Regions from separate parts of the Homo sapiens genome. Here region 1 is linked to region 2. A link is a loop called in an ENCODE intact Hi-C map of the cell type or tissue named here. Cell type or tissue: PC-3. All regions are shown on one strand. Links, peaks and the distances in the headings refer to the core of each region. The heading gives the core; the rest is flanking DNA.

Region 1 (4,402 bases), core at 292-4,291, 62 kb after region 2:
TCCTTTGGGTATATACCCCGTAAGGGGATTGCTGGGTCAAATGATATTTTTGGTTCTAGATCCTTGAGGAATCACCACACTGTCTTCCACAATGGTTGAATTAATTTACATTCCAACCAACAGTATAAAAATGTTCCTATTTCTCCACATCCTCTCCAGCATCTGTTGTTTCCTGACTTTTCAATGATTGCCATTCTAACTGGCGTGAGATGTTATCTCATTGTGGTTTTGATTTGCATTTCTCTAATGACCAGTGATGATGAGCTTTTTTTCCTATGTTTGTTGGCCACATAAATGTCTTCTTTTGAGAAGTATCTCTTCATATCCTTTGCCCACTTTTTGATGAGGTTGTTTTTTTCTTGTAAATTTGTTTAAGTTCCTTGTAGATTCTGGATATTAGACCTTTGTCAGATCTTTGTCAAAAATCTATGTGATTTTTTAAGAGCAAAGTATCACTTGTTCTAATCACAACTTAAAGGCACCTTGACTCATTTATATTCAAGACCTTTCAATGTCATTAAAAACAGTTTCCTAGGACACTTACTTTTCTGCTAACTCTAGTCTTATAATATTTTTCTCTTCTGCCTGGCACTTGGTTATAATATTTGTCTCCCATAGATACCATTTGGCCTCGTATTGGCTCTCAGTCTTCTTCGCTGAAGGTTCTGTTCATCTAGCTTTTCCTTCTTCTCATGCCTCTGGTAGAATGCCTTGTTTTAGCTTAGGTTCTAAGAACCATACTTCAGTACTAGATCACTTGGTGAGTATCTTGGCTCTTTTCAAGATTCCAAACCTTGTTTAGAATATTCATGTGACTACACATGTTCAAATTTTTTTTCGTAATTCTCCAGTTTCTTTCTAAAAAGAGCTAATGAAATGTCTGAATGATAGAGGCAATAGTTTTCTATTAGTTTGTTGGCTCTTTCCTAAAAACTAGGAGAAATTTTACTTTCATATTTATTTTCTGAATCACATGAATGAAAACTATATCAGCATTTATTAGGTAGGTAACAGATGGGGCAGTTACAGTGAAAAATCTAAGACAGCAAAACCTTTTGGTTGGAAGGACATTTTAACTGGAGGGATATTCTTCTGGGGCTAATCATCAGTTTAATTCTTATAAATTTCACACTTTCTGATTTTTGACATTCTTTGAAGCTGAATGAAACTCTAGAAAAAAAGCAGTCACTTCAAAGCTTTCTTGTTGGCTCTTGATAGTTTCACCATTGGTCTTTCCATCTAAAGACGATTTAATAATATATCTGAGCCTTTTACCAGCAATATCAAAGCACTGAACGCTCTTCTAGTCCAACCCTTAATAAGAACCTAACACAGGATACTGCATCACATTATCTTCCCAGTTTACTAGGACATTGGGAATTTTGAAGTTTAGTTGCCCAGGAGACTGGCTTATTTGGACTAATAGACATGAGAAACAACTTTAAAACACAAAGTAGTAAATAAGCAGTAAGTTGTCTTTTCCCTTAAACATTACCTATCTTCCTCATTGTGAATAGTTACAGTATTGTATAACTTTCAGCATTATAATTTCAAGGTTTATGAAATCTTTGAAACTCAATTTCTTTGAGTTGGGTTTGCCTTGCAACTGAAGGCATACAGAAGTACATGCCTGTAGTAATGACATTTCTCATCTTCTGTTGGCCAGTGGTTACTTCAATGGTGACTGAGAAGTCACCACAGGGCACTGTATGGCGATAGACATCACATATCCTGGTTGTCCAGATAGCCACTATTTTCATAATAAATTCATTAAATGTACAGAGTTAAATGTGATTTTTTTTTGCCTATATAACACTTTTCCTATGAGTAAACTCAGAAATCAAGGGAAAAAATCCTTTACCAGTCTATCCTGACTTTTATTTTAAAAACAGTGTCATTGCAGCAGCTAATGTGCATTTGTAAGTTCATGCTAGAGAGTAATGTCAATAGTTTGTAAGCTCATGCACAGCTCTCATTTCAGCAGCCTAAGGAAAAGAGATGGTTAAGATCCTATGAAGCTTGGAGTTAGCCTTATTTTCACTTGCTGCAATCTGGTGAAACATTTCATTTTTATTCATTTTCTTCTTCTTCCATTTTTATGCACTGGCACCCTAGTGCTATCTGGAAGTGAATTCAATGGCTCAGAAGCTGTGATTCTGTAGCTACCAAAATGTGAGAAGCTGGAGTTGTTTACAGAAGGAGCTCTCCAATGCACCCTTGGCCATTTAAACCTAAGAATTATGCAGGCAGCTTGTTAATATCTTTAAATGCTTACTGTTTCTTTGCTAAGTGACTTAGGGCTTACTCACTTCAGGAATCACAACTAGCGTGGATCCCAGGGGCAAAGCACCACATGCGGTTGTGCTCACATTCCTGAATAGCTAGACAAGGCCTGCAACAACATGCTCCTCCTCAGGGGCCGGGCTGCAGCTGTGGTGGACTGAAAGGAAGTCACACGGCATCGCCTCCCAAGGTCAGACCTGCTGCAAGAGCAAGTCAGCAGCATGGGCGACCTTTGATATCTTAGTTCCATTTTTGCTGTTGAAAGACTTGGCTTTTCATTCTGACTCTAGCCTTATGTGGTGGTGTGTCTGTAAGGCCAGTGGATCAAGCCCTTCTGTGCAGGGCCAGAGGAAAAGCAGGCCCAGGGCTGTGGTGAGAGCCGGGCAGGAGATCAGCCCTCCACATGGGTCGGAAGCATGGCTCAGAAGGACCAACTGCCCCTTCCCCTTGAGGAGCAAGTATCTGCTGATCAACGAGGCAAGGGCAGGAGCCCCGCTGGCAACAGCCAGGCTGGAAATCTGCTATCTCCACAGGAGAAGCAACATTGCTGGGGCATTGTGTTCCTGGTATCTTCTACCCAGACCACACAGGAGAGAAACACCGTGGTGGAGAAGAAAAGTGTGAACGCTGACTTCTGTGTGCCAGGAGAGCAGAAAGGCCTAGCTCTGTGCCACTGCCCTTCTCAAAGTTCACAGTGCATCCAAAGTCTCACAGGGACCAGACTGGTGCCTTGGCCCTGCTTCTGCCTGTGAATGTCCACTTCTCACCATGGTATTTTGAGACAGCTTGAGCGCTGTCTCCCAAGCAGCACGCAGTCACCACTGGCAGTGATGCAGACACGCATGAGCCAGGGAGATGGAGCTCAAGCCCAGCGCCACCTCGGACAGGGGTCCCGGCCCAGCGACTGCCTTGTGGTGTGGCTGTCCTTGTTCTGCCACAGGGAGACAGATCTCAAGGGATCACTTGCACAAGGCCTCCTGACTAAAGAGTAGAGCTGGGATTTGGACGCAACAGTCGGGCTCCAGAACTGTGATTTCAACTATGGGGTGGTTGCAGGAATGAGAAGGATTCTGTTCTAAAGCTCAGTATATGCTGTCTTATTACCTGGTTTCCCACTGAGAAAATACGTGTCTTAAGTGGAAAGTGGTATCTATTCCTCCAGCCACCTGAAAGTGCTGCATTTGTAACAGCATAGGTGCTGTAGCTTCCTAGCCATCCTGCTCTTACCCACCCCTCTGCACCGTAAAAGGCACCCACTGTTTTGTAAACACACAATTGCTTTCCAGAAAAAAAAAAAAAATTACTGTTTCTACCTATGTACTTTCTGAATCAATGAATAATTGTTATTTAATAGAATTATAATAAAGGCAAACATGATAGAGAAGAAATAACATATTTCAAGTAAAATACACAAAACTTCATCTCCAAGTAACTAGAACACTAATGCAATTCCCCATTCGTTGTACCATTTGTACCATTGTACCATCGTTCCATTTCAGGCTGGAAATCTGTTATCTCCCCAGGAGAAGCAACATTGCTGGGGCATTGTGTTCCTGGTACCTTCTACCCAGACCACACAGGAGAGAAACACCGTAGTGGAGACGCGAAGTGTGAACGCTGACTTCTGTGTGCCAGGAGAGCAGAAAATGTGTGTGCTCTAAGGCCTGTCCCAATATGAGGAAGCTACTTCAGAGTACTTTGAGATAGTACTACTTCATTTTATAAACATTTTCTGGAATTGGTTGCAGGATGGAAGTGAATCATTTCTGTATGGGACATAATTTGTAACTGTTTCTGTTATTTTCATAAAAACCTATGCTTATTCTCAACTGTAATGTTTCTAATGTTGAAAAAGAGGTGGGGCCAGGCACGGTGGCTCACATCTGTAATCCCAGCACTTTGGGAGGCCGAGGTGGGCGGATCATGAGGTCAGGAGATCAAGACCACCCTGGCTAACACAGTGAAACCCCGTCTCTACTAAAAATAGAAAAAATTAGCCAGGCGTGGTGGCGGGTGCCTGTAGTCCCAGCTACTTGGAAGGCTGAGGCAGGGGAATGGCATGAACCCGGGAGGCAGAGCAGAGATCGCACCGCTGCACTCCAGCCTGGGCAACAGAGCG
Region 2 (4,402 bases), core at 278-4,277:
ACAGCTGCTTTTAGCAGTTCTTGTAGTGCTGGCTTGGTAGTGGTGAATTCTCTCAGCATTTGTTTGTCTATAAAAGACTATCTTTCTTTCATTTATGAAGTTTAGTTTTACTGGATACAAAATTCTTGGCTGATAATTGTTTTGTTTAAGGAGGCTGAAGATAGGGCCCTCATCCCATCTAGCTTGTAGGGTTTCTGCTGAGAAATCTACTGTTAATCTAATAGGTTTTCCTTTACAAGTTACCTGGTGCTTTTCCCTCACAGCTCTTAAGATTCTTTCCTTTGTTTTGACTTTAGATAACCTGATGACTGCCTAGGCAATGATGTTTTTGTGATAAATTTCCCAGGTGTTCTTTGAGCTTCTTGTATTTAGATGTCTAGGTCTGTAGCAATGCTGGGGAAGTTTTCCTTGCTTATTCCCTCAAATATGTTTTCCAAACTTGTAGATTTCTCTTCTTCCTCAGGGATACCCATTATTCTTAGGCTTGGTCATTTAATATAATCCCAAACTTCTTGGAGGGTTTGTTCATTATTTTATTCTTTTTTCTTTGTCTTTGTTGGAATGGGTTAATTCAAAAACCTTGTCTTTGAGCCATGAAGTTCTTCCTTCTACTTGTTTGATTCTATTGCTGAGACTTTCTAGTGCAGTTTGTATTTCTCTAAGTGTCGCCTTCATTTCCAGAAGTTGTGGTTTTGTTTTAACTTATGCTATCTATTTCACTAAAGATTTTCCCCTTCATATCTTGTACCATTTTTTTGATTTCATTAAGTTGGACTTCACATTTCTCCAGTGCCTCCTTGATTAGCTTAATAATTGACCTTCTGAATTCTTTTTCTGTCAATTCAGAGATTTCCTCTTGGTTTGGATCCATTGCTGGTGAGCTTGTGTGATCTTTTCTGGGTGTTAAACAACCTTGTTTTGTCATATTACCAGAATTGTTTTTCTGGTTCTTTCTCATTTGGGTAGATTATGTCAGAGAGAGGATCTGGGGCTCAAGGGCTACTGTTCAGATTCTTTTGTCCCATGGGGTGCTTCCTTGATGTGTTGCTCTCCCCCTTCTCCTAGGGATGTGGGTTCCTGAAAGCCAAATTGTAGTGTTTGTTATGTCTCTTCTGGATCCAGCCACCCAGCTGAGCTACCAGCCTCTGGACTGGTACCGTTGGGTGTCTTCACAGAGTTCTGTGATTTGAACCATCTTCAGGTCTCTCAGTCATGGATAGCAGCACCTGCTCTAGTGGAGGTGGCAAGGAAGTAAAATGGACTCTGTGAGAGTCCTTAGTTGTAGTTTTGTTTCTTGCACTAGTTTTGTGTTGGTTGGCCTCCTGCCAGGAGGTGGTGCTTTCAAGACAGCATCAACTGCAGTAGCATAGGGAGGATCAGGTGGTGGATGGGGCCCTAGAACTCCAAAGAGATTACATCCTTTGCTTTCTGAGTTTTTCCGGCTGTCTCCAGTGGCCTGCAAGAGCAATCCACTTCCTTCAAAGGGTCTTTAGATTCTCTTAGCTTTCCCGGTATGTTTGTGCAGTAGTTACTGGAGTGAAAGTTCACGATGTGAGTCTCCACATGCTGCTCTGTCCATCTGATTGGGAGCTGCAATTTAGTCCTGCCTCCTACCCATTATATTCCTGCTTCAATCCCCCAACCAACACTCTGAGTTCCTCAAATACATCCTGAATGCTTCTGAGCTTTCAACTTTCTAACTGTAATTGCTTTTATTTCAGAGATTGACTTGGGAAATTATAGATAATGAAATCTGATGAAACTCTCTCTGACTAATAATCCATAATAAACAGTGGCCTGGGGGTGAGGTGGGGAAAGAATGTATAACACCTGAATACTAGTGAAGTCCTATGTTCTTGGAATTATAAAACTCGAGAAGTTAAAAAAAAAAAAAAAAGTCTTGACAGCTGACAACATGTTATACTGCTTCTTACAGACCAGAAATACTCCTCAGAATATTATCAATAATCAGAGGCCACAAGTGACTGTGGCCAAACAAGATATAAACAACACCACTCTGCAATCATGTCTAAATATCGGGAAAAGGACACTATGCAACCACAAAAATTACCAAGCATCCTTAGTTTCTGGCTAATTGAGTGGCTACAGTTTCTTTACTAATGATAACCCTAGCTTCTATCTCAGTTGTTTGGACTTATATTTTTTCTCTCTTTTAAGAATAATCTGAGTTTTGTTGACAAGCACAATGTTTTAATTGGTGTCCCAATAGAAAAACGTATCCCATTGGTCAGAAAAACAGAAAACATGTGTATTCCTAAGAAATACTCATAAACCAAGTAACTTTCCCCACCAAGCAATGACTCAGAGATATTATTGTAAAACTACTCTCCTAAAGAATTCAGAGCAGATTAATCATAATCCAAAGATTTCCCTGTCAGAGTGAATGTTAACTAAAAAGGGGAAGATATGTGCAAAGTGTTTTTAGGCTTAAATGAATGAATACAATATCCTCTTGATATTAACACATACAATTCTCACTTAAAAATTAAAAAATAAGAAATCTACAGATTAATGTCAGCAACAAAATTTTCTTGGATCTTCTAAATGGACATAGTTAAACAAATAAACTGTCCAGCATTTATTGTGAAGTGACATAATTAACAAATATATCTCTCACATATAGACATGCACATATGTATATGTCTATATAAAGATGGAATATATGTTCATTAGTATTATAAAATACATTTAATTACATGACTCAGTTTAATAGAATACTGTAGCCTTACCACATTCACTTACTCCTGGATGTATATCTACCAATTTTGAAGAAAAAAAGTAAATATTAAAATCATTACTTTGGATGGTAAGCAAAGATGTCAAGTCAAGTACTTTTTTATTCTACTTAGATGTTAAGGCTTTAAGTATGTCACTTAAATATGTATACAACATACTTCTAATGTGAATTTAGTTCTGGAATGCAATGCACTATTTTATTTGCTTTCCATTTGCAAATGAACTCTTACTCTTTTTACAGTTGCACTGCTTGACAGTTCCTTTATTACAGTTGACATAATTAAAATAGAACTATTTTACTTATAGTTATGATATATTATAGTAATTTAAACCAATGCTTTCACTAGAGTTCTTATTACAGTTGTTCAAACGTATTATTTTAATATAAAAACATTAAAATTTCACAAAGTAAAATGTCTGCAATTATTATCCTTAGTAAGTTGGTAATAAGCAACAATACAGAGTTTTGAAATGTACAGTAAATTTTAAAATAATAAACATGGATGAGGAAAAGCTCCAATCTTCAACAACATTCATATATTGTGGAATGTGTCGTTAGTGATATGTACATTTCAAATAAATGAAAGTTAGTATAAAGATTATGATTTAGTAAAATGTGTACGGATCTGGATATATTGATATTTACTGCAAATTGATAAATATAACATCTGCAATGGTCTGAAAAATTTTAAAAGCTCCTCTGACTTTAACACAAACATCGGTATGTCCTAGTTACTATTGCTACATAATAAATCATCTTGAATTGGCTAAAACAACAGCCATTTTATTATGCTCAAAGATTCTACAGTTCAGGAATATAGAAAGGGCAGACAGTTGAGGCTTCTGTTTTTTGGGGCTTCAGGAAGATGTTTTCTGGCCTTTTGGGTCTACTGATGCTCCTGCAGGAAGGCTGCAGTTCTTAACAGCACATGGGGAGCCCTCATCTGGTGTTTGGCTTAATTCCTGGTGCCTGGATTTCTGGAGAGAGGTGTGATTAATGTGGCCAAGAACATCCTTTTCCACCCATGTTGGAGAGATCGCTGTGTGGATCTGGTCCCTACAATTTAGAAGCAGCTTTTCACCTTGATGCTCAAATGACCATGCTTAACCACTACTTGCCCTGCATCCTTTTCACCAGCTGAGATTCCCAGCAAGCAGTAGGCTCCCATCCTGGACTCCAAGGAGACAACTCTTCCCTGCACCTTCACCTGGAAAGCTGTTGCCCTTTCTTCCCAGATCACGATCACAAGACTCCAAATTACCGAGTGGGGTCCAACAAGGTGGGACTGTAAGGAACATGTCCTGTGGACATTACCTTCACTGTTCTCATGAGTGGGATGGGAAGAAAAGAGTCCTCCCCTTCCAATTGGTGGATTTTCTGGGCTTGGAAGGAGGAAAACAAAAACAAAAACAACCAAACAGAAAATAACTATTACCTGAATTATTATGAAACTTCAGAGAAAACTACTTATTTGAAGAAAATAAAATACGATTTATGTTGTTGAATTTGCATTGCCAGAAAGTTTCCAGTGTCCTTACTACAATTTTTTTTTCACCATCAAGTTTGGTCAGAATCTCACAGCTCAGAGAAAATTATGGAGGAATAATAAGATCTAGAGCAGTGCTTCTCGTATCTTATGTGTGA

What was found. Hi-C counts contacts between places; a loop is a spot of excess contacts. Peaks named below come from ENCODE experiments on the same cell type or tissue, not always from the same donor. Only the 100,000 strongest peaks of a DNase experiment are listed, where the experiment ranks them.
Region 1: a loop joins it to region 2, with 2.9 times the contacts of the local background. A loop is called at or near these places in 3 of 110 quality-filtered maps.

What each region holds. Positions count from the first base shown.
Region 1 is chr10:52,862,257-52,866,658 of GRCh38, forward strand. No RefSeq gene overlaps it. Among named protein-coding and RNA genes, the nearest start is that of MBL2, 92 kb to the left of the region's middle. RefSeq lists an enhancer at 2,089-2,850. In PC-3, for the core only: no CTCF peak of the experiment used is centred there; a DNase peak (open chromatin) is centred at 2,355; H3K27ac peaks cover 1,831 bases.
Region 2 is chr10:52,799,823-52,804,224 of GRCh38, forward strand. The region is part of intron 2 of LOC105378306 (a long non-coding RNA gene); the gene reads left to right. All of the region lies in intron 2 of LOC105378307 (a long non-coding RNA gene), which reads right to left. Among named protein-coding and RNA genes, the nearest start is that of MBL2, 29 kb to the left of the region's middle. In PC-3, for the core only: no CTCF peak of the experiment used is centred there; a DNase peak (open chromatin) is centred at 2,319; H3K4me3 peaks cover 796 bases; H3K27ac peaks cover 1,773 bases.